Linked DNA regions of Homo sapiens: regions 1, 3 and 4 are each linked to region 2. Evidence: chromatin contacts called from ENCODE Hi-C data. All regions are on one chromosome and are shown on one strand. The core of a region is the stretch at or near the end of the contact, and the rest is flanking DNA. Distances in the headings are between cores, read along the strand shown. Region 1 has its middle 160 kb from the start of RAI14-DT. Region 2 has its middle 90 kb from the start of PRLR. Region 3 holds the start of IL7R (interleukin 7 receptor). Region 4 overlaps CAPSL (calcyphosine like).

The links. Hi-C counts contacts between places; a loop is a spot of excess contacts on that map. Pooled maps may share reads with other maps.
Region 1: a pooled map shows a loop between it and region 2 (14-fold over the local background). The contact joins two enhancer-like sites. A Hi-C loop is called at or near these places in 7 of 37 single-sample maps with no recorded cell type and 9 of 50 pooled maps.
Region 3: a pooled map shows a loop between it and region 2 (2.7-fold over the local background). The contact joins the promoter of IL7R here to the enhancer-like site in region 2. A Hi-C loop is called at or near these places in 2 of 37 single-sample maps with no recorded cell type and 7 of 50 pooled maps.
Region 4: a loop to region 2 is called in a map with no recorded cell type, with 13 times the contacts of the local background. The contact joins two enhancer-like sites. A Hi-C loop is called at or near these places in 15 of 37 single-sample maps with no recorded cell type and 7 of 50 pooled maps.

The regions. Positions count from the first base shown.
Region 1 is chr5:34,496,302-34,503,746 of GRCh38, forward strand. No RefSeq gene overlaps it. Among named protein-coding and RNA genes, the nearest start is that of RAI14-DT, 160 kb to the right of the region's middle. RefSeq lists enhancers at 2,858-3,007, 3,458-3,527, 5,704-6,903. Within about 2 kb of position 2,935, at least 9 of the 41 ENCODE cell types and tissues checked have a DNase peak (open chromatin) inside an H3K27ac peak, as active enhancers do.
Region 2 is chr5:35,317,644-35,324,292 of GRCh38, forward strand. No RefSeq gene overlaps it. Among named protein-coding and RNA genes, the nearest start is that of PRLR, 90 kb to the left of the region's middle. RefSeq lists a silencer at 4,050-4,250. Within about 2 kb of position 1,793, at least 2 of the 41 ENCODE cell types and tissues checked have a DNase peak (open chromatin) inside an H3K27ac peak, as active enhancers do.
Region 3 is chr5:35,853,534-35,860,926 of GRCh38, forward strand. It overlaps IL7R (interleukin 7 receptor), which reads left to right and starts at 3,358. Exons shown (of 8, transcript NM_002185.5): 1 at 3,358-3,526; 2 at 7,319-7,393. The coding sequence starts at 3,445. RefSeq lists an enhancer at 7,160-7,393.
Region 4 is chr5:35,902,482-35,909,768 of GRCh38, forward strand. CAPSL (calcyphosine like) reads right to left here. Exons shown (of 5, transcript NM_001042625.2): 5 at 1,807-2,165. The coding sequence ends at 2,064. Among named protein-coding and RNA genes, the nearest start is that of CAPSL, 32 kb to the right of the region's middle. RefSeq lists an enhancer at 2,114-2,213. Within about 2 kb of position 2,375, at least 2 of the 41 ENCODE cell types and tissues checked have a DNase peak (open chromatin) inside an H3K27ac peak, as active enhancers do.

The DNA.
Region 1 (7,445 bases), core at 1,685-4,184, 820 kb before region 2:
AGGACGGGGCCTCCTGTGGGAAGTGGATGCTGCTGCCAAGGACCGAGAGGTGATTGACTGAAGAAGCTGCATAGGGAGGGAATCTCGGGAGCTGGCTGCCAGGCTCTGGAGTGCCCTCAGAGGAAGAGCTCGGAGTGACCGCTCATCCTAGTGGGCAGAAATAGGAAGGCAGGGAGGAATAGGAGAAATAGGAAGCAGATCTTCAGCATCGGTCCCTTCCCCTCCTCCCCAGCTCACGGCTTGGTTCTCACAACCAAACCTCGGCGGGGCTAGAAATTCTCGCTCACAAGCCAACAAACGGCAAGTAATAGCTTCTAAAAGGCTCGCCTAGGATTTCTCCTCAAACTATCCTTGAAGAGCCCACCTAGAAGGTGGCATCCCCCACATACTCGGTACCATTGCAGGCTACACTCTTTTAGGAGTAGAACGCAGTCTTTGCTCTCTGTCAGGACTTCTGAAATGTTTTTATTGGAGCTGGAGGCTGTTTTCAAGGTGTGTGGGGGTGGGTGAAAGGGGAGGAGTAGCCACATACCACATGAATAGCCACTCAGAATTGTCTGAGGAGAGACTGACAGAAGGTTCCCCTGGGACTCAAGCAGTTGTTTCTTTTCCAGGAAATTTCAGACAAGTTCATAGACCACCATGAGCTTGCAAATAAACTGTTAATAAAGAGACTTCCAGATGGGCTGGAGCAGGAAAGGGGAAACCCTGAGGCCGTTCAGCAAACAAAACAGAAAAACAAGGTGGGATCCAGAAGACAGGGAGGCTGAACGTTAACCTGGCTGGGGAGACCATGGGCCACAGGAAATTGTCCAGCGCTCACGCTGCAGAGGCTCTGAAGGCAGAGGACCATCAGGCTCTGGCAGCCAGCCAGGGTGATCGAGGTCTATTTGACTGGGCTTCAAATGGCTCCTTGGAGACCTAGTGTTGGACAAGAATTGAGTAGAGCAGCCAGTTGCCTGATGTGAGTCCCCACAGCACAACTTGGATGTGTTTTTCATGTGATTTAAGAGCTCTGGTTGCCTCTCAAAGGGAACAGAGTGCAGCTGGCCCATAAAGCTGTCGTTGTTTGGGGTTTTGGAAAATTCTCTTCTGAGAGGGTCAGAACAACCCTGAGTCGTGACCAGGGCCAGAGCTCAAGCTACTCAGGGAAACCGCGGTCCCAAGGGTGGTGGGGTCAGCCAGCCAAACACCTAATCAGGGCTGCAGCTTTCCACATGGGTGGGAGCCTGTGCATCGGTCTCACAGGGTCTCAATTCCACTTCCTAGGTGGTCTGAGACCTAGCAGTTCTCCAAGAGGAGGCAATTACTGTAAGCGGGGAAGCAAGGAGAAGCGGGGAAGCAATGATTCTACTGATGGTCCACACCAGTCCCACACTTTGTCATGGAAGATTCAGTTCCAACAAACCCCACAGGCAGGAATTCAACTCCCAATGGAGCTAGAAACTTCTACTTCTTTTTTTTTTTTTTTTTGAAACAGAGTTTTGCTCTTGTTGCCCAGGCTGGAGTGCAATGGCGCGATCTCAGCTCACTGCAACCTCTGTCTCCCGGGTTCAAGTGATTCTCCTGCCTCAGCCTCCTGAGTAGCTGGGATTACAGGCATGTGCCACAATGTCCAGCTAATTTTTGAATTTTTAGTAGAGACAGAGTTTTGCCATGTTGGCCAGGCTGATTTCGAACTCCTGACCTCAGGTGATCCACCCACCTCGGCCTCTCAAAGTGCTGCGATTACAGGCATGAGCCACTGCACCCAGCCTTCTACTTCTTAAATAATATTTTCTGAAACCCTGAGATGTTGCAACGTTGTTCTACTCCCACTCCAATTTAGAACATCACTCAGTTATTTATTTCTTTATTCATTTATTTGGCAAATATTTAATACTCGCTGGATGTAAAACAACAGCAACAACAACAATAACATGGCCTGGCACTGTGCTAACCACTACAGTGAAAGAACAGATACAGTTCTCCTCTTTATAGATCACACAGTATCGTGGAGGAAACAGGTATTATTTCTTTTATTTATGTAATACTCGCATAATCTCTGCTATGCACAGAGCACTGCTCTAAGCACTTTACAAATATAAACAGTTAATCCCCTCCACAACCCTATGAAGTAGGTGATATTAATATCTCTATTTTTACAGATGAGGAAACTGAGGCACCAGACATTAAAATAACTTTCCCGGGATCACACAGCTGGGAAGCGCTTAAATCCAGGTAGTCTAGCTCCAGCACTCAGGCCCTCAAATGCTACAGTTAGGCTGCCTTTCAAGCAGATAAATGCTAATCAATAGACTATCCAGAAATGAAGACTGTGCTCGGCACTCTGAAAGAAAGCCAGGAAAGAGCAAGGGGATTTTTCACATTGGTTGAGAGTCAGGGTAGACTTCTCTGCAGAAGGAACAGAAAGGAGGAAGATTGCTCCAAGCAGGGAAAATTGCAAAAGTAAAGGCCCTTGAGTAAACAAATCTTAGTGAATTCAAGGACCTTCGAAAGAGGTTAGAGTCATCAGAGGGCAAAGGGCACATGAAGAGATGAGGTTGCAAGGGAAAAGGGTACGCAGTGTCAGGCCAGACTCAATTTTGTTTGGTGGTTCTCAAAGTAAAGTGGAAAAAAGGGCCGATCTTTAGGAAAACAGCCATAGGAAATAGAATGATCAAGTAGGGGAGCTTCATGTTTTCATTTTGAGAAGGGCCCCTGATATGATGTGGCTCTGCTTCCCCACCGAAATCTCATCTCAAATTGTAATCCCCATATGTTGACGGAGGGACCTGGTGGGAAGTGATTGGATCATGGGGGTGATTTTCCCCATGCTGGTCTCGTGATAGTGAGTGAGTTCTCACCAGAGCTGGTGGTTTTAAAGTGTGGTACTTCCTGTCTCTCCTGCTGCCTTGTGAAGAAAGTACTTGCTTCCCCTTTGCCTTCCACCATGATTGTAAGTTTTCTGAAACCTCCCCAGCCATGCAGAGCTATGAGTCAATTAACCCTCTTTTGTTTATAAATGACTCAGTCTCAGGCAGCTTTTTATAGCAGTGTGAGAATGGACTAATACAACCCCATAGCACATTTCACAAATGTCTAATCCTCACAACCACCCTGGAAGGAAACAGATCAGATAGATTTAACCCCTTTGCGATATCCCACCCACCTTCCTAATGCCTGTCCCCTCTCCTGTGTTTCTGCTGGTATAATCTCAGTTTTGTTCTGGGAAACCTATGTCTAGCCCCACACAAATACCCCTGTCCTAGCCTGCCCTGTAGCCAGGGGTGGCCTTGTACACTGCCTTGGCAGAAGAGACATCAGTGCAAATCTGCTGGGAGTCTGGGGAGCCCTTCGCTTTTCCTAATAGGCATAAACTTGGGTCCATGGGCTCATCACCACCTCCCCTTTCTTCCTATCTGGAGAAGGACAGGATGTCTACAGCTGTAAAAGCCATCATGCAACTGTGGTGGGACAAGTATAGGAGAAAGGCCAAGAGATGCTCTGAGAAGCTGACCCTGAACCAATGCCGGCAGCCACCCACAGCTAGACTTCTTGCTATGACTTCGTTTCAGCATTTTTAAGTTTTAGGGCTTGCATTCTCTACCTAAATGAAGCATCTGTTTTTATTTATTTATTTATTTTTTATTTTTCCAAGACAGAGTTTCACTCTTGTTTCCCAGGCTGGAGTGCAATGGCACGATCTTGGCTCACGGCAACCTCCACCTCCCAGGTTCAGGTGATTCTCCTGCCGCAGCCTCCTGAGTAGCTGAGATTACAGGAGTGCACCACCACGCCCGGCTAATTTTCACATTTTTAGTAGAGACGGGGTTTCACCATGTTGGTCAGGCTGGTCTCGAACTCCTGACTTCAGGTGATCCACCCGCCCCAGCCTCCCAAAGTGCTGGGATTACAGGCATGAGCCACCACGTCCAGCCAAAACACCTATTTCGCTACAAGCAAACTAAGGATGAGGAAATATCAGACTTGCAAAAACATCACAGAGCGGATTTAAGACCAGGTACACCTGACTCCACATCCAGCGCTCTATCTACTATATTACAAATAAATTCTTGTTTGCCTTAGGGATTTCTATGCATGTTCAAACTTTCCGGGCATTACACTCACCAATCCCGGAAACTGTGTTGCACAGAGCCCCTTCTGGACAGGCATGATTTGGGTCAGTGAACCCATCCTCCTCTGGTTACCAGAGCCAATAGGGTCAATGCACCGTCTAGCTGAAAGCCAGTGATATTGTCTGCTCCAAAAGATGTGCTGGCCAAATAAAAGTCTCTCTTGCAGGGATTTGAATTACGTCATTCTGGGAGATTAAGAAAGGAGACAATGGGACCCAAAGTAGGAAGGTAAGGACTGGTGAGAGCAGCTCACAAGATCTTGTGAGAGGCGAAGTTATGAGTAAGCAGAAAATTGAGCAAGCAGAAGTTATGACAGAAAACACCCAAAAGATGGGCTCAATGAAGCAGTGGGCCACGGGCGGGCAGGGGAGCAGTCCACCCCAGTGCAGGCATGACCCAGAGAGACTTTAAAAGCAATAATGAAACCCACACCAAATTGATCTGCTTTTATTAACACCAAGCACTGGCAAATCTAAACGATATCAGTAAAGCAACCTTTTGTTGGTCTAAGTTTCAAACTATTGTGGCAGTTAATGTTGAATTTTAATAATGTGTATGCAAGCTTTAAATAGCCTGCTCTTCATATCTTATATTTTAAGAAACACCGTATGCCACATGGAAGTTAATTCAGAGAACATCCAGTTAGCATTTAGTCCAAATACAGCTACACACAGACTCAGCTACACATATTTGTTTCAAGTGTAAGTCTTCAACAGCTTCGAACTGTTGAAACTCTCTTGGGATATAGCTCATTTCTCCAAAACCCTATGGTATGGCACATGTGTACATTTAAACAATAAACTCAAAATAGACTATGACAGTGCCAAGTTTGTAAAGAGGAAGAAACATACCTTGAGTTATTTCAGTTCTGTCATTGCACATGCCCAGTGGAGTTTTTAACTTAAGTCTAGAGCTGTGATGTGCAATCTTTTTCTTTAATAAGTGCAAAATTAAATTCATTCATGTTATGTTTTACTGAATTTGAATAATACCTGTACATTTAAATGCATTTTTTTTTTGAGACAGAGTTTCACTCTTGTTGCCCAGGCTGGAGTGCAATGGCACGATCTCAGCTCACTGCAACATCTGCCTCCCGGGTTCAAGTGATTCTCCTGCCTCAGCCTCCTGAGTAGCTGGGATTACCAGCATGTGCCCCCATACCCGGCTAATTTTGTATTTTTAGTAGAGACAGGGTTTCTCCATGTTGGTCAGTCTGGTCTCCAACTCCCGACCTCAGGTGATCCGCCCACCTCGGCCTCCCACAGTGCTGGGATTACAGGCGTGAGCCACCATGCCCGGCCAATGCATTCTTTCTAGGTTGTGAATTGGTTTAAAGCTAAGGATTAAATCAAGATCAAAGTAATTATTTCTGAATAGTATTGAAAATAAATTTTTTGCATAGAGTAGGGTGGTTGTATATTATCTGACCTGTGTGTCAAATGCCCCCAGTGTCCCGATTGCTGGAACTTTTCTGTTCACCCTCCAGTTTTGCTTTCCAGCCTTCTTCAACCTCCTGTCTGACCAAGGTGGTTGATCTCTGAGGACACACTACCGACAGCCTCAATTCTGTCTTCTCATTGGGTTTGGCCAGTGGAGAGCGGTCAGAGGAAGTCAGGAACTGGAAGAGGGGAGAAAGATGTTGGGTTAATTATTTCCACCATCTGCATGAACCATCTGCCTCCCCACTGAGACACCCAATTGGCAGTGCCTCTACAGAAGGCCATTGCTCCCTTAGGTGGCTTTCTCCCCTTTGGCTGTCTCCTCTCTGGTTCCCTGTAATTGTGTCCACTTCTTTTCATCTCAAGCTTAGACTGCCTATCAGTCAGGGTCCCAGAAAAACAGTGGCACTCTGAAATTAGGAGGATGTGAGGAGAGTCTAATAAAGAAACAAATTACAGAGATGGGAACTGGCTGTTGGGAACCCACAGAAAATGGTGCCGTGTGCTGGGACTAAAAGCAGCAAAACCGTGTTGCCACCCCGTGGTCTTAAGAGGAAGAAAGGAGGAGCTCCAAGGAAAAACACAGCAGACCCATCGCTGGGAATCAGGTCAGTGTGTGTCCCATCCTCACTCCCCTCCTTCTCTCCACCTCTTAGCCATGCTCACAGCCAGAAGCTAGAGTGCGAGGCAGCCTGTTGTGCATCACACAGACAACAGCTGGGGACACTGCGAAGGTGGGAAGGGTGGAGAGTAAATCCAAAGAGGGAAACGGAAGGAATCCAGCATGGGTGATTAGGGCTACCCACTGCCCCTAACCCAAGGACCGTCATGGTGCCAGTGACTGAGTTACTGCTTCTCACCTTCACACCCACTCAACTGTTCTCTGCTGTATAATGCTGGGGCTGGGCTTCTGCTTTGCCAACTGACTTCCTCTCGGCTTCTGCCAACATGGATTCTAGAAGAAAACTGGAAGCGTGGGAAGGAAGGAGAGATTTGCTCCTTCCCACTTGCTTTTTGTGGGTTTCCTGTTTGCCTCCAGGTCCCACCAGCCTCACCTTAGGCCCGCATCTTTCTCCAGCAGAGGCAGTTCATTCCAGTAGCAGCAGTTGAATCCGGTGTGCAGTTTTCCCAGCACGCACAGAACTAGCTTCATTGTGCCTTCTTGGAGACCCCAGCAGCAGCCAACCAACACCCACTCCTCAGCCAGTCACAGCCCCGTGGAGCCCCACTCCAAGCTTGGGGACAGCAGCAGCAGCTGAATGGCAGCCTCCTTCTCAGATGTCTGCATCTCTGCTCTATGGGAGCCCTCACAAGTTTCAATAATGTCATCCTCTTCTCTTTGTTTCCCCAGCCCCAGGAACGATAGGTTCTTTCTGCTGTGGCATTGCCGCAATTACTTGGTGTTCTCTTTGGGGCACAAAATGAAAGAATCCTGGGTCTCTGAATCGTGATACAGAGGAAAGCTACCCACCAACCCAGGACACATTTACCGAACTGTTATATGAGCAAGAAAGACATTTTGATTGTGTAAAATCACCAAAATATGGATCCTATTTTTTACAACAATGAACTGCACCTATTATGCCTGAAGAACATTTTAAAACATGTTTCTAGACTCCATCCAAAACCAGAATCTTCCAGCACTGTCTAGTAATCTATCATTTTAAAATGTTATTCTTCCTGGTTTGGAAACCACAGTCTAAATTGCCCTGAGCGTATACTTATTAACATTCACCAGGTAGCAACTACCCAAAGCATAGTTGTGGTACTTAGAAGGAATTCATCTATAGCTCAAGAATTAACTTCGTAGTTTTTAACTGCTCTTTTTTTTAGAAATGTCACAAAAAGACTGAGTTCAGAGAAGATCAGCATGAAGTGAGCTGTGGAA
Region 2 (6,649 bases), core at 543-3,042:
GATGAAGCTGGGAGGTGGGAATGAACATTTTTGATGGGCTGATACTTATGGCTCATGCTGCAGACAATGGACAGGGCCTGGCAGGTGGTAGGGATCAGCAGAATGCCTTTGATAGAGTTTGGCTCTGTGTCCCCACCCTATTCTCATCTTGAATTGTAATCCCCATGTGTTGAGGGAGGGACCTGGCGGGAGGTTATCAGATCATGGGGGCAGCTTTCTTCCTGCTGTTCTCATGAGAGTGAGTGAGTTCTCACCAGGGCTGATGGTTTTAATGTGTGGCACTTCCTCACTCTTGCTCTCTCCTGCCACCATATAAGACGTGCCTTGCTTCCCCTTTACCTTCCGCCATGATTGTAAGTTTCATGATGCCTCCCCAGCCATGCGGAGCTGTGAGTCACTTAAACCTCTTTTCTTTATAAATTACCCAGCTTCAGATAGTTCTTTATAGCAGTGTGAAAATTGGCAAATACAGCCTTGTAGCATAATTCCACAAAGTTGAAGGACACCCCCACCCTAAGTCAAGCTTCCATTGCTTCGGCCCTCTTGAGGCTTCCGTCTCCTTGAGTACGAGTTCTTTGGCTTTATTCTTTTCAGTCATTCCCTGACACCAAGAACCTTGCTCTCACCCTCCCACTCTGTGCTCAGTCCACTCTTGCATGGTCTTCCATCTTTGCTTCTTCTTGGTTGTGTCTCCCTTTAGTTCTTACGCCTTCTCTGTGTTTCAACATCTTCTCTATTTGTAGCTTAAACCAATGGGTTTTCTGATCTTCCCAGGTCTGTTATGGTGGTAAAGTGAGTTAAAACATGGCAACATTTGAGAGGAATGTCTGACACATAATCATATGATAAGCACACCCTAAAGAATGGTAATCATTTTCTTTATTATTATTCCGCTTGATTTCTTATATTTCTCTTGCTCTGCCAAATTATATTTTTATATTGTACTCACTTAAGAAACTCTCACCGTGTCCTGCTGAGTGGAGGTCTCCCTGCCACATAGGACACTCCATCCAATGTCTCCCCTCTCTTGTAGACCTGACATACTAGGGGCAAGCTGCTTTTTCCAGAGTTTCCTCATCTCTCTTCAAAAGACAAAGTAGATGACGTTAAGATATTATTTCAACAATTCCCTTATAGAACCAAAAAAGCTGTATTTTATTATAGTTGCTTGGAAGTGATATACCCTATTCAGCACTGTTTTGATTATAAAAATACATTTTAGCCCTCTTTTGAAACTTTCAGAGTTTATAGAATATTTATTTCTAAAAAGTCCATAGGAGTATAAACCTTGAAAAAAACCCAAAAAAGTGTAAATATTTGGGGGGAAAAAGACATTCAGAGAACTGATAAAAAGGAAATGAAGTGGATAACTTTTTTTTAGATAAAAATCTTTACTTGTAAATTACTTACAGAGTCACTTCAAATATTCATCATAATTGGGAAGATAGGCTTATTGCCAGTTACCCTAACAACATATGAGATAACAAACATTAAAAAAAATTTCATGAAAATTAAGTATGTCTTTAATATACAGGTAAGATAGGCATAAAAGGAAGAAATTTCTGATTTGGGGCATATGTGAGAAAAACAGAATACAAAAAGCAAAAGCACGTGCTGAATAAATTTAGTTAAATAATATATTCTACTTCACAGTCATTTTATTTCCACTAGCCCTAGTTTGCCAACATATTTATTATTGAAAATGAGATGTATGTTCTATGTATATTGCTCGAGGCTGATTTAGACAGGACTTTGTGTGCATTGCTGACCACAAAGAGAGTTTCAACTGAAGGCCAGAATAAAAATGGCATGGCTTACAATTTCACCACATTTGTTTTCAAAAGCAACGTGATTTCCTTTTCTAAATTGCAAAGCAAAACCAAACAAAATGGGCTAGTTATTCTTGAAAAACTTTGGCCATCCTTAACTCTCAATTGCTAGCAATATTTCAGATTCCTAATTAGTGTCTGAAAGAAAAAACATTGGCCACGAAAGAATAAAGAATAAATGATTTTATTTGATAAAAAAGCATTATAAGCAAGGTGAATGGAAAGTTTGTAGAATGTGTCCAGATGGTAAAAAAATTGTGAAAAATGAAACTCAAGAGAAGCTTGAAAGAAATAAGGAAATGTATCACTCTGTGTGTCATTACAAGTTTGGCGCTGGGCCAGTCTGCAAAAAGGGAAGTTTTAAGATGGTTGAAGCTTAGCTGTTTCTTAAGTAGCAAGACACAAAGGCTGCATCTATTAAGTACTCTGTGGTTATGATGATGTCATTTGGTGATTTCCACTGTCCTGATTGATTTATAGAAGATAAAAACTCTACTTTAGTCCAACAGAGATAGCAACCAAACTCTTAGATTCAGCTGGTGAACCAACTGGAAAATTAAAGTAATTCTGTGCCTTGGACACATTTCATTAATCTTCTTGTGGGACTTATTTCAGTTTTGTGAAATTGTTTGTTTAGAAATGGTAATAGATTCCATTTCAAGCCAACCAATAATCTATTCCTTTCTGCCACACTGGACGGAACTCTGGGTTACTTTAGTAAGAAAAACATCGTAATCTTCTCTCTGAGAAGGTTATAATTGACCTAGGTGGAAGGTTAGTCAGTGTAGACTTGAACTATAGTGCCTGGTTGAATTTGGGCTCCACCTTTCTTTCTTTGTGACTGGGAGAGTCAGTTAATCTCTGAAGCGTCTCCTCAGTTTTCTAATCCATGACTGGAGTGCATAAGCCTGAATGTGTATTAAATAAGATGATACTTGCAAAGCAATGACAATACTTGGCATGCAGTAACTGCTCCATAAATGTCATTTAGGTGGAAGATGATGTGAGAACCTTCTACAGCCTCTCAGTAGTGCCCTGTGCTTCTCTTATAAGAGCATTTATCATGCAGTTTTGCCAGTGCTTGCTTAATTGTCTCCTTTCACAGACTTTAGGTTTCACGAATGTGAGGGAAAGTATATCTTATTTCATAATTGACCATCAATTTATCTCAGCTCCTATCAAAATGTGTGGCACATAGTAGGCTCCAATAAATAGTTTTCAATGAATGAACACTTGTTACATGATAGTTTAGGGAAGACTTCCATTTGAATTTTAAACTGGTAAGTTGGCATTTAGATTTTATAAAGATTTTTTATTCTCCAAAGATAGTTTTTTTTCAATAACCTACAAATCCATAGTAGAAAGAAGAAGGAGGCAACATTGATGTGAAGCAGAAACTGCGCTAGATATCAGGATAGGTGGGTGGGAGGCCCAGTTTGGGTACTACTCATTGTGGAGCCCTGAGGAAGTCACCCCATCTCTTTGAGATACATGTACCTTAGCTGTAAAGTGGGCATAAGAAACTTGAGCTAACTAATGTAAAGTTTATGTGTGTGTGCTTATGTGTATTTTTTTTTTAAACTAAGGTAGGTGATAGGCTAATAAAAGGGAGTATGGCAAAGTGAAAGTGGCAAGTAAGAATTTACTTCTAAGGGCCGGGCGCGGTGGCTCACGCCTGTAATCCCAGCACTTTGGGAGGCCGAGGCGGGCGGATCACGAGGTCAGGAGATCGAGACCATCCTGGCTAACACGGTGAAACCCCGTCTCTACTAAAAATACAAAAAATTAGCCGGGCGCGGTGGCGGGCGCCTGTAGTCCCAGCTACTCGGGAGGCTGAGGCAGGAGAATGGCGTGAACCCCGGGGGGCGGAGCTTGCAGTGAGCCGAGATGGCGCCACTGCACTCCAGCCTGGGCGAAAGAGCGAGACTCCGTCTCAAAAACAACAACAACAACAACAACAACAAAAAAAAAAGAATTTACTTCTAAGAATGGGTTGTAATTCTCTAGATATAATCAGTCTCTGTTTAGTTCTAAAGCTTAGCTTTGTTATGGCCCTAATGCACGGTCAACTTTAAAAAGACCTGCAAACCAAAAAAAAAAAAAAAAATTAAAAAAAAAAAAAAACCTCTCTAAGCCTGAAAAATCTCCAGATATTCCCAAATTGGGGAATATTCAGATTCATGTTTCTCTGAAGGACAGTGCAAGGTCATCTACAGTATCCACCATCAATGTTTAACAACCTGTGGCTGGTGGACAAGCTACTTGAGATTCTCAGATGATAGAAATGGGTCAGGCCTATCAGCAGATGTGTTCGCATAGTAGGTTCACTTGATAGATGTCACCTTATCCTCCTAGACATTTCCTCTGCTGGAGAGCTCCATGTTCATCTTGAGATAGCCAAAAGTGGACAAGACTATTTTTTCCCACTCCCAGCTGCTTTCAGCAAGACAGACAGACACTTCACCTCCTTAGCTCTGCTTCTCTCCAGTGCTGTGTACCTTAGGAAAAAAGCAGTAACTGGTTATTGTAAAGTCACTATTATAAAATATTAAGGTCTTGAGGCCGTGTTCTAAATTAAACACAAGGAGGTTAAGAAGGAAAATCTTAATTAGAATTAAAAGTCACAGTTAAAACAAGAAGTGTTACTTCTTCTAGACAACATATATTTGAATACTATTTTCCTGGAAAATTAATTTCACAGAATTTATTCTTTGCATGATATGCAAGTAGAGGTATAGACCACACACATGGCTAATAGTATACAATGGTCATGCAGGAAGCAGAAGATAGTTGTAAAATAGGTGTTTTGTAAAAACAAAAAAAATAGTTATTTAACACTTGACCGTAACCCACTTAAATGTCCAGCGGAAGCAGTGACACTACATTGATACACACAACAGTACATTCGAGGAAAATAATTAAAATGGTAAATGTCTTGAAATGCTAAGTAAACTACAGAAATAATAAAATTCCCTATTGCATTGTGGTACTTCCTATAAAGTCTGACGAGAGCAGTTTGCTTTAAACAAGTAAAGAAAACTCTTTCACATTCTGGTAAGAAATTCCTTAGAGACAGAATTTAAAATAAAAATCACAATCCCCTTACTGGATAAAGCATATAATTTTCCTCCTTAGGTGCGTGAATTAAAAACAGCTGCCAAGCCTACTTAATTATGGGTGCTCAGAGTCAAACTAGACATGACAAATTTTCATTTTGATAGCAACCACATCGAGTGTTTACTTAGCAAGTATGGATAATTATTCCAGTTCTTATTTGAATTTTTTTTCTGGAACTGGTTGCATATTGTTAATAAAGGCTGTGATCACAGATCTCAGCATTTCAGAGCCTCTCTTTTTTCCCCATTTTTTTTTGTGTGTGTATGTATGTGTGTGTTGAGACTTTTCTCTGAATTTAAAAAGTGATTTCTCTACAACTGGTACACAAACACGAATTCTATCTCCAGAGAAACAGATGTATTAAAGTGTTGATGAAAAAACATTATTATGTTTTAGGCAGAGGTCTGAAAGTAAATCCTGGTCATCAACTCAGGGGATCACTTTGGTGACCAAAAGTTCTCATTCTAGTTGTTTAGTCTTTACTGTGAAGGGCTGAATCCACAGCAGTGGTTCTAGGAGACTGTGAATTTAGGAACGGTAAGGGATGCAGATGCTCACAGGCAATCTGCTCATCTGTGGGACTGGCTTTCAGAGCAAGGAAGAAGGCAGAGCATCAGGTTCCTAAATTCACATATATGCAAATAACAACTTTCTATTATGGGAAGCAATTTCATTTTATTTATCTTGTTTGGACTTCACAACAATAATTACTAAGATAGGAAAGAAATTCTTATCTCTATTTTTACAGATGAAGAGGCGAAGTCCCAGGGATGGTAAGTGTTTTGGTCAAATTAAACACCTATCATACATTGGGTGCTAGATCTGAGGATCAGAACTCCTAGTGCAGGATTCTTTGCAGTGTGGCTATAACTTCTGGTATCTTACTGGGGTGGCATGGTGCCTTGGAGCTACCAGATAAAGGGAGAATCAGGAGGACATGTTTTATAGTTTCCAGATAAAATATAGGACACCCAGTTAAATTTGAACTTCAGATAAACAAGAAATATTTTTCTAAATGTAAATATGTCCATGCCATATTTGGGACATATACTAAAATTATTCATTGTTTATCTGAAGTTCAGGTGTACCTGGGCATCCTATATTTCTATTTGCTGAATCTGACAATCCCAATCTGTTTTCCTTTCTGATAGGGCAACCCAAGTTAAAAAGTTAAAAATACCTTAGGGCAAGATGACCAACTGGACTCAGCCAGGTGGAAGATCTGCCACCAAGGGACCAAGACAGCTGGCATACTTCCAACAGATCTTCAGAGGGAAGGCACCACCAGTGGACAGAGGGAAGACACTGAAGTGGGCTGAATGGGGAGGAAGCTGGGAACCCTACATGGAGCTAGAGGCTACCATGCACCAGTACTCATGCCTGATCCCCAATGACTCCAGAGGAATGGGTGAGTTGAGCTGGCAAGGAGCAACTTGCCCTCATCAAGGCCTCTCTGGGACCCCAGCAGACGGAGACCCCTTGACCACTATGGACACTCAAGTTGTCAGGGAGAGCTGCTTAGAAAAGTGGTAGGGGCAACAAGCCAGTTGATGTAGAGCCCAGAGCATCTATAGTGGAGCATGCTCAGGGATTGCCAACTCCCCTTGGCTCGACTTGCTCCCATAGGAGACTAGCCCTATGGGAGCTGTGGGGCGTGAACTCTGCAGGGTAGTCTTGCCTATCAGATGGGGCTAGTGTGACTC
Region 3 (7,393 bases), core at 2,108-4,607, 540 kb after region 2:
ACTCTACCGGTTATATAGGAACACCACAGAACTTATTGCAATCTGAAGATAAAAGAAAGTCTTTTTTGTGTTTTGCCTGTTGGGCAAATAGCCTGAACAATTACAAAAAAGGAAGAAAAGGAGACTTGGCCAACTGGTGTCAGGAGTCTTAACAAGGTCAGTGTGTTCTGCTTGTGTATGAGAAAGAATCAAATGGCTTTTTTTTTTTTTTTTTTTTTTTTTGAGGCAGACTGTCACTCTGTCACCCAGGCTACAGTGGAGTGGTGCAATCTCAGTTCACTGCGCAATCTCGGTTCACTGCAGCCCTGAGTAGCCAAGACTACAGGCGGGCCCCACCACACCTGACTAAGTTTTCTATTTTCTGCAGAGACAGAGTCTCACTATGTTTACTAGGGCTGGTCTTGAACTCCTGAGCTCAAGTGATCTGCCCACCTCAGCTTCCCAAGGTGTTGGGATTACAGGCATGAGCCACTGCACCCAGCTGGCTTTCCTTTTTAATGATTCACTACATCATACAAACTCATCAAACTGAAGGAAGACAAAGTACAAAAGAGAGACGAGAAAATGTAGCCATGAAAGGAAGTGATGGGTGAAGAGGAGGAGAAGAAATATGGCCAAGTCAGTTGCCACGCCAAACTGCTTGCTTCTACCACAGTCCAATGCTTCCCTCCTGATTTCACATTTGGAGACTTGAGTGTCCCCAAATAGTGTTCCTCATCCTCTTTTCTTCTTTCTGTGCTTGTCTCACAAAAGTAATGACAAAGTAATATAGTAAATGTTTGTTACCTGGGGGATAGGGTGAACTAGGTGGTTCTTCCTCAGCTTTTCTAAGTCTCCAAAGGACTAACAAGACCTGAGTGAGGAAAGAGAGAAGGCACTGTTGTTCCCCCACAATCTCTAGAAGGACTGGTGACGCATGTCATTTTTCTTTGAGCTCCCCACACTTTAGGCTTCTCTCTGAGGTCTTTTCAGCATCTCCTGCCCCACCCAAGAGTAAGCACCCCTGTGGAAATCCCCAGAACAAACCAGCACATGCTGTACCAAAATATTGTGTCTTGGCTTTGTTCTTTTACATCTTCACAACTAAAGGAAAGAGATACAATCAAAATGATAGTCCACTTAAATGATAAACAAGAGAATTTAAAGAGACATAACCCAGTTACTCACCCATGAAGTGACAATCTGTTAGCAGTTTAGGAGATTTGCATTGGTAGATAGATATAATTTGGGATTTCTCCTTGAACATTAGCTTAATTCATGGGAATCTGTAATTATAGCTTTCTTGAAAGGGTATTTAGCTCAGTGTACAAAACATACCAATTTTTGTGAATCAGGCTTACAATTTTCTAACCAAGCTTTCAAAACAAGATTAGAAATGAGGGCATAAATTATTATCGATGCACAAAATTGTCACTCTTTATTTGGCTTGGAAGGGTTTTGAAATGCCCAGAGAAGGCCCTGACAAATGGAGAAGATGGAATATGTCCCCTTCAGTTGGATTCTTGCTCCGAAGTATTCCTTGAGCCTATACTCCAAAGTGTGGCATTATAACTGGTGCAGACGGAGTCTGTCTTAAAACTGAAAAGGAGGATCCAGAGACTGGTACAAATGTCCCACCTCCTTTTTTTGTTACTTCGTTATTGTCAAATAATTGTAATGATGGGACAAGCTAAATCATGAGTCTTTTAAAGTCTCTTCGATTTGCTTTACACCTGGGGGGTTGTTGCTTGTCTCTGCTAATTTTAGCCATTTCACAGGCCCATGGGAGCAATTCTACCTAATGACAGTGAATCCAACAGAAGTTCATAACTCACTGATCACTTAGTTTCTCTGCACTCCTCACCTTATAACTGCAGTCTTGTGGCATTTTTCCAAAAGAGAGCCACTGTGAATCAAGCATAGAGTTTTATGGCCTGAATCCAGGTTAGATTATTTTTTTCAAGAAAAAGAAAAAAAAATCTAACAGTTACCAAGAAGCAGTCAGGCTTTACAAATATCACCACTTTAACCATGAGGCCATATTAGGAAGGCTTTTGACTGGCATTCAGGTTTGGGGGAGTCTGAATTTTCTATGCCATGGTCTCAGATTTCTGCCCCATATACCTAGGCACTAATTTAGTTCATATGTACTATGTGTACCTGAAAAGTTGTGTGGCAATCAAATTTTCACAAATAGAATCCTGTTTTAAATACACTAAGAAAGTACCTACTTTATCCTTTAAACAAGAGGTCAGCAGACTTTTTCTACAAAGGGTCAGATAGTAAAGATTTTACACCTTTTGTACAATACAATCTCTATCTCATCTACTTAGCTCTGCCATTGTTGCATAAAAGCAGCTGTAGATGATACACAAATGGGTGAGGCTGTATTCCAATGAAACGTTATTTGCAAAAACAGGTGGTAGATTAAATTTGGTCCCAAGGCTTACTTGGGAAAAAAAAAGATCTTTTGAAAAAGAAAAAATAAATGAATAATTTTTTAAAAAATTGTTCCCTAGGTCATAGTTTGCCAGCCCCTGCCCTAAACAAATAATTCTTGAATGCCTACTGTGGTGTGTAAGATATGAGTAAATACCAGGGATACACAGAGAACAAAAGAGAAAAACTGCTATTCTTGTGAAACTTGGAAGTTGGAGGTAAGCTATTTAAAATAAACCCACAATAAAGTACTTCACATAGTGCAGACTGTTTCTTTAAATCAAAACTCACTCCAAACAACCAATTGATTCACTTTGTAAGTTTGAATTTTTGTCTTCAGATTCTTTTAAAGTGGGCCCTTAGTCAGGAGCGGTGGCTCATGCCTGTAGTCCTAGCACTTTGGGAGGCTGAGGCAGGCAGATCACTTGAGGTCAGGAGTTCGAGACAAGCCTGGCCAACATGGCGAAACCCCGTCTCCACTGAAAACACAAAAATTAGGCTGGCATAGTGGCATTTGCCTGTAGTCCTAGCTACTCAGGAGGCTGAGGCAGGAGAATTGCTTGAACCTGGGAGGTGGAAATTGCAGTGAGCCGAGATCATGCTATTGTACTCCAGCCTGGGCAACAAAGCAAGACTCTGTCTCAAAAAAATAAAAATTAAAAAAATAAAGTAGCCTCTAGCCTAAGATAGCTTGAGCCTAGGTGTGAATCTACTGCCTTACTCTGATGTAAGCACAGTAAGTGTGGGGGCTGCAGGGAATATCCAGGAGGAACAATAATTTCAGAGGCTCTGTCTCTTCATGTCCTTGACCTCTGCTTACAGCAGCAATACTTTTACTCAGACTTCCTGTTTCTGGAACTTGCCTTCTTTTTTGCTGTGTTTATACTTCCCTTGTCTGTGGTTAGATAAGTATAAAGCCCTAGATCTAAGCTTCTCTGTCTTCCTCCCTCCCTCCCTTCCTCTTACTCTCATTCATTTCATACACACTGGCTCACACATCTACTCTCTCTCTCTATCTCTCTCAGAATGACAATTCTAGGTACAACTTTTGGCATGGTTTTTTCTTTACTTCAAGTCGTTTCTGGAGAAAGTGGCTATGCTCAAAATGGTGAGTCATTTCTAAGTTTTCTTATGGATTTTGGATTATCTGTAGCATGGTTTCAGGTTATTCAGTTCCCTAACAGACCTGAGTCAGGCACTGGGTTTGAATGCAGTTTGAGAATTTCCCACATATTCAGTCATTTTTTTTAATGTTTAACCACCATGACAGGGGGCAGGGGATCAATACTATGGGTGGTTTATAAGACCTCAGTATTCTCAAGAAGGAATGCATTTCACTCCCAAGTGTAGATCTTAAATGTTGAATGATTACTCTGCTCTTACAAAAAGAATGCTCATGTAGATGCTATGACTGTACTTGTAGGAAAATGTCCAAAGTAATTTTACCTTGTCAGGAGATCAAACTGGATTCATTTTGTTTGACTTTTTAAGAAATCCTGAAAGCATAACTTTCAGGATAAGGTAATGTACAGAAGCAATAGCTTTGTCTTCAGTGACCAGTGCTATATCCTCAGCACCTAAATCAGTGGCTAGAATATAGTAGACATCCAATAACTTTTGAAAGTGTTTTCAAAATACTTTAGTTTTGAGAGATTTATGTGAGATTTTAAGTAAATAACTGACTAGAGAAAGATCTAAATGAGTTTACTCATTGAAATACACTGAATTGCCTCCACACCAACAAATTGGCCATATGTAATAATTCTTTTTGGGATCTAAAAAACTTAGTACCGAGAAGCCAACCCTGCCCATACATAAACACATTGTAATTATAACAAAACTAGGCAGAAGCTTCTAACAGCAGCAGGAGGCATGTGGGAATTTAGACCATCAACTTGCTCCTGCAAATTAAGCCCTTTCTCTTTAAGAGTTAAAAACTATTTGGCTATAGACAATATCAAACACATCAGCCTAATGACTCAGCTTATGCATTTTGAGTCATGTAATTACGAAGGATGGAAATCCCTAGAATTTTCTCATTAAGGGAATTGTCAGAGAGTTTGACATTTTTTACAGTATATGACTCACTTTATGGGGGATGATTATTATTCTATGCTAAACTTTGCCTTGGATTTCCACAAAGACTGATGGGAGGCAGGAAACATAAATCTTACTCTCTTTCATGTCATCTATACTCACTAGTTCACCCTGGTGATCATACTATTTTTAAAATATATAAGAATGCTAGTTGAAAGCTGGGTTTTCACTCCAACTTTTTAAGTTTCAGATTTTTTAGAAGATGTATAATTACCCTATTCACATGATTACGTCAAAATACTTCCCAGTTTGGGGTATAGGAATTCACATTCAGTTGCTGCTTGTTGAAAGTTGTCAATTTTCTGATCATCACAAGGATGATCAAGAGAAGAAAGGGATACTTTTTAAAAATCCAAATCATTTACACTATTAATCAACTAACTCCATTCAGTAGGAAGAAGACTTCTAGATGACACTGGCTTGCCTATGATACATATTCCACACAATTTAAATTTTTATGGATAAATATGTCTAGATACCTATTTAAATATGAATAATATTAATTATTGAGCATTTAAAGAATAATAGATTAACTCATTATTCAAAAGCTCTATGTAATTTCAAAACCATAGTAATTATAACACCGTCAATTGACATAAACTTTTTAAAGAGAAGCTCAAATGTTTCATGTATATTTTCAGAATTAGAATTCTTATTTTACCTTTTCATTACTTATTTCTCAGAAAATATTATACTCATAGCTAATCCCTATTAAATCCTTACTGTGTTCTAAGCTACCTCTTTGTAAATATCCATTCAGTGATTGCTCATAGCACGAGTTTACATATTAGAACACATGTCTTAGAGAAGTTGCCTACCTGACAGAGGACCACAGGTAGAGTATCCAGAATTTAAACGCACATCTGTCCAGCTCTAACACCACAGGTCTTAACCACTGTGTACATTAACTACTCTTAGCCAAGAATTTTTCAGCTCACGTCATGTAGAATATTCTTTTTGTAAAATGCCATCACATTTTATAAGTCATTGAAGGGAATTTTTCTTGGTTACAAAGCAACTCTGCCCCATAATATCTACTGAAAAGCCAGTGAGCTGCTTCCTAAAACACAGCCATTTTAGGTGCAGGAAACAGTGTATAAATGGCTCATTGTATATTGTATGCTTTGCCAGACTGAGTGGCAGTGGGAGTCCTTTGTTATGTGGGTGCTGACATCTGCTAGAGTGTGCTGTCTCTATTGAAGAATCGTGAAGACAAAGCCGACCCACAGGATGTCTGAATCCAAATAATAATACATGTTCTGTGTATAGAATTGGTGGAAGAGAAAATGTCAGGACAGTGTGAGGACTGCCATGTAAGGTCAGAACCACTGCATTTAGAAAGCTACCACTGCACAGGGAAGAAATCTAAGTCTACAAAATTAGTGGGCTGTCTCTCATTATTTCGTGCTGTCATCAGAAGGAGGGCCATACCCTGCTGAAACTACATAAAGAGCTTTTGCTGGTGGCAGAACTGTGAACTGGATGGATTCTGGGAATGGCCAGAAAAACAAATGCCTGTGGTTGTGAGCAGTGCCCACACCCATGGTCTAGCTAGGGCTGTTTGAGATTTGTTGCTTTGACTGAACCAACCTGTCATTCAACTGGTTGGTCCATTCACAGTCAGCTTTATTAACTTTCCCATTTTCCCTACTGAGTTATTTAAGTAAAGAAAGTGCTATTCGGACAGCCCTTGGTCTCTGGGACAATCAACTGGGATTTGATTTTAGTATATTCTGTCTCCAGTGTAAAGCCTTGGAAGCATCTAATTTCTAGTACTGATGAACCAAAAATACATGGAAGCAGTCCTAGGCTCACACTTGAGCACTCTGAGAATGGCTTTGCTTACTCCAGATTTTCTCAGGTCCCAGTGGGTGTATATTTTCTGACATATTTATTCCAGCCTCACTTTCTATCATGTAAAACATACATACAAAATGTAGATTTCATTATAGGGTCTACAAAACAGCTTAAGAAACCAAATACTATGTGTGACAGATCACACTTTCCAAAAGTAATAGCAAAAAAAAAAAAAATCTGGTTCCCCACTTTCTTCCAGCATCCTGCTAGAATCTATCAGATACTGCGTCTATAGAAGAATCTATAAGAACAGAAGCAGTATGTACAACATTCACAGGAAGTTTCACCAAATCGGAGTCCTGCCAGATCTAATTTTTTTTCCCTAATCACGTTTGTCTCAGTCAGTAGCTTAAGACAATGGAAATAATCAGTGCCACTTTTAATTGGGATGCCTTTTTAGGCAAGGGAAAGTGACCTCTTAAAAAAGCAAAATTCTGACTGCAAGATAGCTATCATTGTCCTTCATTTAAGACAAAAAAAATACTAGGGAGGGAATAAATTATGATTTGTAATAAAGTGAAAAGTGAGATTAGGTAGCATGGGGATAATGGAAATAAAGTGTCTCTTCTTTGAAATAATATGAACAATCAATGTAACAAATGTAGCAGAAAAAACTCCAGTTTAAATACAGAAAAGAATGTGTTCAATGCCTCTGGTTCTTTAACTCAGAAATATTTGGAGGTTACTTACTCATTATGATGGATTTTTTTTTTCTATTGGAAAACTCTGTTAGCATTGAGCGTTTTTGTTTTTTGTTTTTTGTTGGTTGGTTGGTTTTGAAGCATTTTTCTTGTCTTTGCCCTTGGGCTTTTCTTCCTTGAATACTACATAATCCATTACTATTTCATGTCTGCCACAGAGTCTGCTATTTTATTAAGGTCATGCCATATTTCAAAAGGATGCATTTATTTGTTTCATTAACAGCTGCATGTTTGTTCCTCCCCAGGAGACTTGGAAGATGCAGAACTGGATGACTACTCATTCTCATGCTATAGCCAGTTGGAAGTGAATGGATCGCAGC
Region 4 (7,287 bases), core at 1,125-3,624, 590 kb after region 2:
TCATACCCAGAATCAAAGACAAGAATCTTTCTAGAGCAAAAGCCTTGAAACCCATCATCCCCAGGAAATAGGGGACCTCTCCTTAGCCACAGTCTACAAGGCACAGGCTGCAAAAATATATGGATTTTTTTCTATACATTTCTTCACAATTTCTTCTGGTTTTCTACATAAGTCTACATATTTCTTCATAACACTTGGTATCTTTGGCCTAACCAACCTCTATATGAGCAGAGATAATAAATCCAATACAAAATCAAACTTGTGCAATTGTGCAATTAAGTAAAAAAACAAAAACAAAAACAAAACTAGTTTCTGGTAATACGGGGATACACCATCCTCAAGAAAAAGTTGAGCATCTCAACAAGTTACTTAATAACTACTATAATGCCTATGTAGCAGCACTGGTTTTCACATGTTTTAAATTAATACATATCCGAATCTCAACTTCCAAGCGTATGAAATAAAACCTAAACAGTGAATTGATACAAAATATGGCAAGTGTGTTCAATCCCTAAATCCAGAGCCAATTAAGTATATAAGATCTTAAAGAAGACTATTAACCCAATCCTGTCTGCAAACTGGGGGATGAGTGCAGCTAAGGACAGAGTCAAAAGGAGGTATTTCACCCAGCAGCAAGGTGGGTGGGCATTGTCTCCAGCACCATAACCAGAGGCTGGTCACTGTGCTTTTATCTCTGGCCCTAGATACAGAAGACACAGAAGGAGAGCTGTAGTTTTCTTATCTATTTTCCAGCCTCTGGGCTATCTTTGCTTCTAGTAGCCTTTCATGGGCAGAGTCCTACACATCAACGATATGAAGCCAAAGCTTAGTGCTGGGAGGAGGAGGTGTTAAGCCATGAAGCATCAAGATGGAAAACCTGCTTTGGAATATTATTGAAATCCTAGTCCGTGTCACACCCAACCTCCTTGTGCTGGTGGGAATTTTTGTTTGTTTGTTTGTTTGTTTGAGACAGAGTCTTGCTCTAGGCTGGAGTGCAGTGCAGTGGCATGATCTGAGCTCATTGCAGCCTCTGCCTCCCGGGTTCAAGCAATTCTCATGTCTCAGCCTCTGGAGTAGCTGAGATTACAGGCATGTGCCACCATGCCCAGCTAATTTTTTTATTTTTAGTAGAGACAGGGTTTTCACCATGTTGGACAGGCTGGCCTTGAACTCCTGACCTCAGGTGATCCACCCACCTCAGCCTCCCAAAGTACTGGGATTGCAGGCGTGAGCCACTGCACCCAGCCCTTGCTGGTGGGAATTTCAACACAATTGGCAGAAAGCAGAGAGGGGAGAGATAAACATTCCACCAGGTGAAGGCTTTCTGGAATAGCCTGCCCACACACAGCGCAAGATGTCCCAGATAAAATCTGAGCGCCCAGCCCAGTTTCAAAACTTCAGCCACAGGAGTACCATGAACAGGCGTGGATCTACTGCTCAAAGAAATAGCCTCCTCACTCACACCAGTCTTTAAAATGACTATTAAATAAATCATTTTGAATCTATTTGTCAAACTGCGGCTTCCCTAAACCCTAAGCAGTGAAACTCAAGATTTGCTTGTAGAAATTGAGGCTAACACGTGGTCTTCTTCTGGTCCCCAAATGAGACTGAAACACTTAAAGACTTACAATCAGTCATAAAAAGAGATATATTATCATCTCACCTAGAAAAGGATCATCTAAAAGGAGGTGAAGAAAAACTATGGGTGCATGGGTGAGGGTTTTAATTAAAATACTCAAGCTTTCATTAATGGCCAAGGGATAAAACCTAAAGTTGATTAGACACCTGCATGTATCAGCACAGCACTAGGAGCTTTACAGAGCTCATTTTATTTAAGTCCTATTTTAGAACAAAGGAAACAGTCTTAGGCAAGGCAAACTCACAGTTGGCTACTCAATGTCTTTTATTTCTGCCTGTTTTTTGGCCCCAGAAAATGCAATATTTTGACACAGAAAAAAACATTAGGATGAGTGTGAAATCAAATACGATTCTGGTTTTTGAGCTGACATTTAGTCATTTGGAGCCACATGGCTGTCCCAGGGCCTGGTCCCCAGGTCATGTGCTTAAAGCTTCCAGGCGGTTCTCATCATGATGATGAAGTACACATCAGTGTCAATGGATGCGCTCACACCTGCATAGTAGTTCATGAACTCCTCAGGGGTCACCTGCAGTGGAAAAGTTAGAAACAAAAACGAAACTTTGCTTCTCACTCTGTCAATGGGCGCCCACCTTGTGCACCTGTAAATAGAAGGGAAATAGAGGATTTCTTTGTGTATGTGATCATGGCTGAGGAACTGATCTAAAACAAAAGAACAAGTGAAGCTGAGGATGGTGTGAGAACAGCACCTAGGAAGAGAGAAAGAAAGTCTTGAAAGTTTCTAAGCCAACCTAAATGGAAAGTGACGCATAGGTTGTCATCTTTTGTCTAAGGGTGGGAGCCCGTCGGTTCAGGTAAGGGAGACTGAAACTCAGAGTAAGAAGGAAGTGCTCTGCAACTGTAGTTATTTCTGTCTTTCTGTGACACGTCAGAAACAACATGTCATGTCCTTGTGTCAGGGTAAGTGATGTTTTCCCTTTCCAAAAATGGAGTTCTCTCCTGTGGGTGAAGAAACAGATTTCTAGTTAAACGCTCCCGGGTTGCATGCTTTTCTAACACATAAATAACTCATTCAAGGCCCAGGGTGAATAAAAAGCTTACCCCTGCTTCATGCCTCCCACCCATCCTGGCTTCTCTCCACTCTACACCCATGACCATCTCTTTGAAATATTGACTAATGTGTTTATCTGTGTGGGGATTTTATATTACTTTCCTTTGGGGAAGGAGAAAAGACAGTTATTAGTCTTATTTTTAACAGGTCTAGATAATATGTACACTCTAATTTAATCATGTTGGTTGACATGATCGGTTGGGGACATACCTATGCCTTCCAAGAATCATAAGAGATGACTGACCCACTGGTCCTATTGAAATTATAAGTGACCAGAAAAGAAAAGTCACTGGATCCACAGTTGTCTTTCATACCACCCCTTCCCACTAAAAACATAAGGAAGGGCAGTAGAAAGAAAGGCATTTGAACTCAGCTCATAGTTGAACTGTAAATACACATCTACAATACATGCATAGAGCCTCTGTCAAAATTAGGATACCATTAGCATCCCCCTTTGTTGAACTTCTTTATTCCTCTCCTCCTTTGGATTCCTCAGCCTCTGCTTTTCAATTCCCTCATTAAGGGATTACATTAAGTTTCACACATCATTATTGCCCTCTTTCTATCTTTCTCATGTTGTGTGAGGTTCCAGGGAAATGTTTATCAGTGTGGGTCCACACCACCTGCATCAGGACAACCTGGGGTGTCTGTCATAAGCCTAGGCCCACAGGCTGTACCCCACACCTGCTAAATCAGAATCTCTGAAGCAGGTGGTTGTGGAATTTACTTCTTAAAAATCTAAACATCCCAGTTAATTGTTGTGCACACTACAGTAATTTAACTGGGAATATCAAAGATAATTAAGATAAAGTCTCAGTCCTCAAAAAGTTGCAGGCTGGTGAAATACTCCAACAAAGTAAGTGGATCATTTTACAGCAAATAGCAAGTAAACTAAAAGAGTTACCCACGAGACCCTGAGCCATTTTGACGGTGCACTTTACCATGACAGTTTGAGGAACATTTTTTACAGCTAATTATTTTTTAATTAAAAATTATCAAACTCCCGATATTTTTAGTTTGTTATTGTTTCTATTGTCTGTTTGTTGGCCAGGGATGACAGCCATTGAATGAGACTCCCTCCACATCCACTGTAATAATCCTATCCCTAGCTTTTCTCTCCCACAGAAGTTGAAAAACTCAAAACTCACTTTCCCAGACTCCTCTGCAGCTTCAGCTTGGGATGGCCAAGTAATAGAGTTCTCACCAATAAGATACAAAGGAAATTTGACATGAATTTCTAGGGAAGCCTTTGCTTTCCTGATGCAGGCTCCAGCCCTTTCTCGTTCCCTCCTTCTCCCTCCTTTGTCCTGCTGCCTGAAACTCAGATGTGCTGGCTGAAGTTAGGCAACCATCTTGAGATCATGAAGGAAAGGCCAGGAAAATCACAAAGACTTCAGCTCTGCTCTCTTTAAGCCACTCAAGTGAGAACATCAAGTAGAATAAAAAATAAAACCTAATTTGTGTATTCCAGTGTATAATAAGATTTCCTATTTCTTGCAATTGAAAGCAAACCCTAACTGAAACACCAATACATGATTGAGACTGGTATCGTCACCCATCCTTCCATCCCAAACTCCCCCAGTGGGATGGGGTGACCTGAGTTGAGTTGGCTCTGTTGGAGAATGGAGAAGGAATCCAAGATGGGCAAAAGATAAAGGAAGCATTAAACCTCACTTGGAAGTCAGATGACGTCAAGCCAGAGGTCAGAGCTAATGTATTTGATCATTTCAGAAAAAGCCATCAGTTACTCTTAGCTAGGTGTTTGCTTGTTTTCTGAGACTCAACTTATATTGGGAATGGCCTGAATCGCAAATTCTCTGATCTCCTGTAAATTTGCCCTCATCATAGTAAATTGTTGGTTAGCAATAATCACTATCCTTATTCATTTTATTTGACATTAGAAAAAAATGAGAGACTGGGCACTCCTACTTTTAGCAGGCCTCTTGACTAGGCTACCTTTATGTGACAAGATATATATCATATATACAAGGAAAGGTCCCAGATGGGGGTAATGGAAGTCACAATACAAGCCCTTTTTCTCAGCTCCAAATTCATCAGAAAAATCCTAAAACAAATCTAGGTTACTATTAATACATACACTCAGTAATATACCTAACATATTTTTAATTATTTAAAAATTTTTTATGAGATGGATGAGGCAATAGACTGATATTCCCTGAAGGTCTAAAGTCCTAAGAGGCTTTTTAAAAATATAGTGATGATAAAGTCATATATACACATGAAGAATTCAAAACTTAGATATTAAAGAATAAGAAGTAAATGTCTCACCAAATTGTGGTGGGGTTTAGTGATAGAAAAGGGGTAAGGAAAGTCTGTGTCACAGGTTATCTGATTGCTTCACACCTCCATCCAAATGGCTTCCGGCTGCTATGGGAGTCCAGTGAGGTATTAGTGCAAGATTTATGACATCAAATTCCGTGACTGCTGAAACTCCAGCAACCTTTATGGGTATTTGAGAGTTTAACCTAGATTATCAAGTTTGAACATTACCTTTAGCTAGGAGCTATGCTAAATTTTTTGCATTATTTTAAATTTTGTCTTATATGGGATGTTTTTAACCATAAATGAGCACACTGGCTTCAAGTACAGCTATGCTTCACCACAAGCAATCTTAATATGCAAAATAGTGCAATTTGCAAGAGGTAAATTTTAGAAGCTAATTATTCTTCTCATAAAAGAATTTACCATGGAGTTCCTCTACAACAACAATTTCTTGTGCATTTAAAATACAATTCAGTGTGCGAAAGTTTGAATTACACATCACTTTTCAGAAACACTTTTATTATGTCTATTAAATGAGATATCCCTGGTAAGCCCTTAGCAAATGCCCAGTTGATATGTGCTCAAAAAGTGTTGCCCAGATTCATTATTATGCTAAATGGGGTCATGTGTATATTATATTTAGTAATTTTAAAACAGTTATTTCTGAATCTTTTAGAGCTAAGGATCACAAATACACGTGAGTGTAAGAGTCATCTGGTACACATTAAAATGTAAAGCCTTGGACTCCATCCTCCAAAAAATCAGATTCTGTGGTTCTGCAGTGCAGCTAGGAATCTACATTACTAATAAATCCTCCCTGATGATGATTATGAACAGCCAGAGTTGGGTATCAATACAGGGTCTGTAACATGCAGATGACATCAAGTGCTATAACTGCTAAAAACCTCAATAACCTTTATGAGCTTTTGAGAGCTTAATGTGGCTTCTTAAGATAAATATCAAAAGGGGTGATGTGCAGACTTGAATCAGCCGAATCACAACTGGCTATTTTGACTTTTGTTAGAGAAAAGGGTAGCTGAGGTTTCCCCTGGCAATGAGGAGGAACCACCTGCAGAGAGGAAGCAGACACACTCTAGGATCCACAAAGGGGTGGGCTAATTTGGGGAAATGGCAGTTGGCTATTTTTCCACTGACATCTCAGTGATCAAGGCCAGCAATACTGGAAGAAAACATGTAGTTTTTATTTCTGTCCCTAAGATTTTGGCTGCCCTATTGAATTTTGGCCCTTTTGTAAACCTGCCTCCACAATCCTCAGCCTGAAATAGAGGGTATGTCTCCATCCCTGAAAGGGAAATGTCAGCAGGAAGAACAGAAAGGTCACCTTCCTATCCCCCACCCCTTGCTAATGAGACTCATCATGAAGTTTCATTTAAAAAGTTGGAGCACATTCCCTTCAGAAGAGGAAGGTTTATTTCTTCTTCCCTTAACCACTCTCTTCTTGTCCACTGGGCCACTTATCTTTTCCTGTGCTGTAAAGGGCTTAAGAGACAATGAACCCTGGGGCTGTGCTGCTGCTGACTGTTACTCAAGGGACAATCCCCTTTCCTTATCACCAAAACCCTTAGATCATCTAAGAACAGAACTGGCTCAGGGTTTTTTTTTTTTTTCTAAAAAGTCAATTTAGGGCTGTTGATAAAGGACAGATGACATTTTCATCTCAGCCTAGACACAGTCATGGAGCTATATAATTCCTTACCCTACCAAGCTATGCATTTGTAACTTGAAGATAAAAGTTAATGGAGATGGGCGGTTGATTTTGTTTTCAAATTCAGTGCAGTTTAGAAATGTAAGTTAATCTCAAAGCACACTAAAGAATAAATCAGAGTAAATTCTGTTATTTGACATTCCCTTTACCAAAAACTACCTTTAAATGGCATTTCCACATAGCAAAGTGTGAAGATGAATGAGGATGAGTGTGAAGGCACTAAAACATCCTGAAAGGCCTTGTAAATCTGTTCTCCAAAATTAAATTATGATCTCATTTCAAAGTTAAATATATTTTATTATAATCAGTTCACTGGAGTGCAACTAGCTGAGTATGGTAAATATAGTAACCATAAAATGGCATGTTTAATCAGAACATCACATTCCCCAGATGACAGGTCATCACTTATGTGGATCCCCTACCAATATATTTCAATATATGTCTATGAGTGTGTGCGTGCACAAACATACATTAGGTTTCAACTAAAGTAACATGAAGGTTTCCCCTGGCAATGGAGAAGTTTCTAGATTGTTCCTAGGGAAATAGTTTACTTCTATTTACAACAAATAT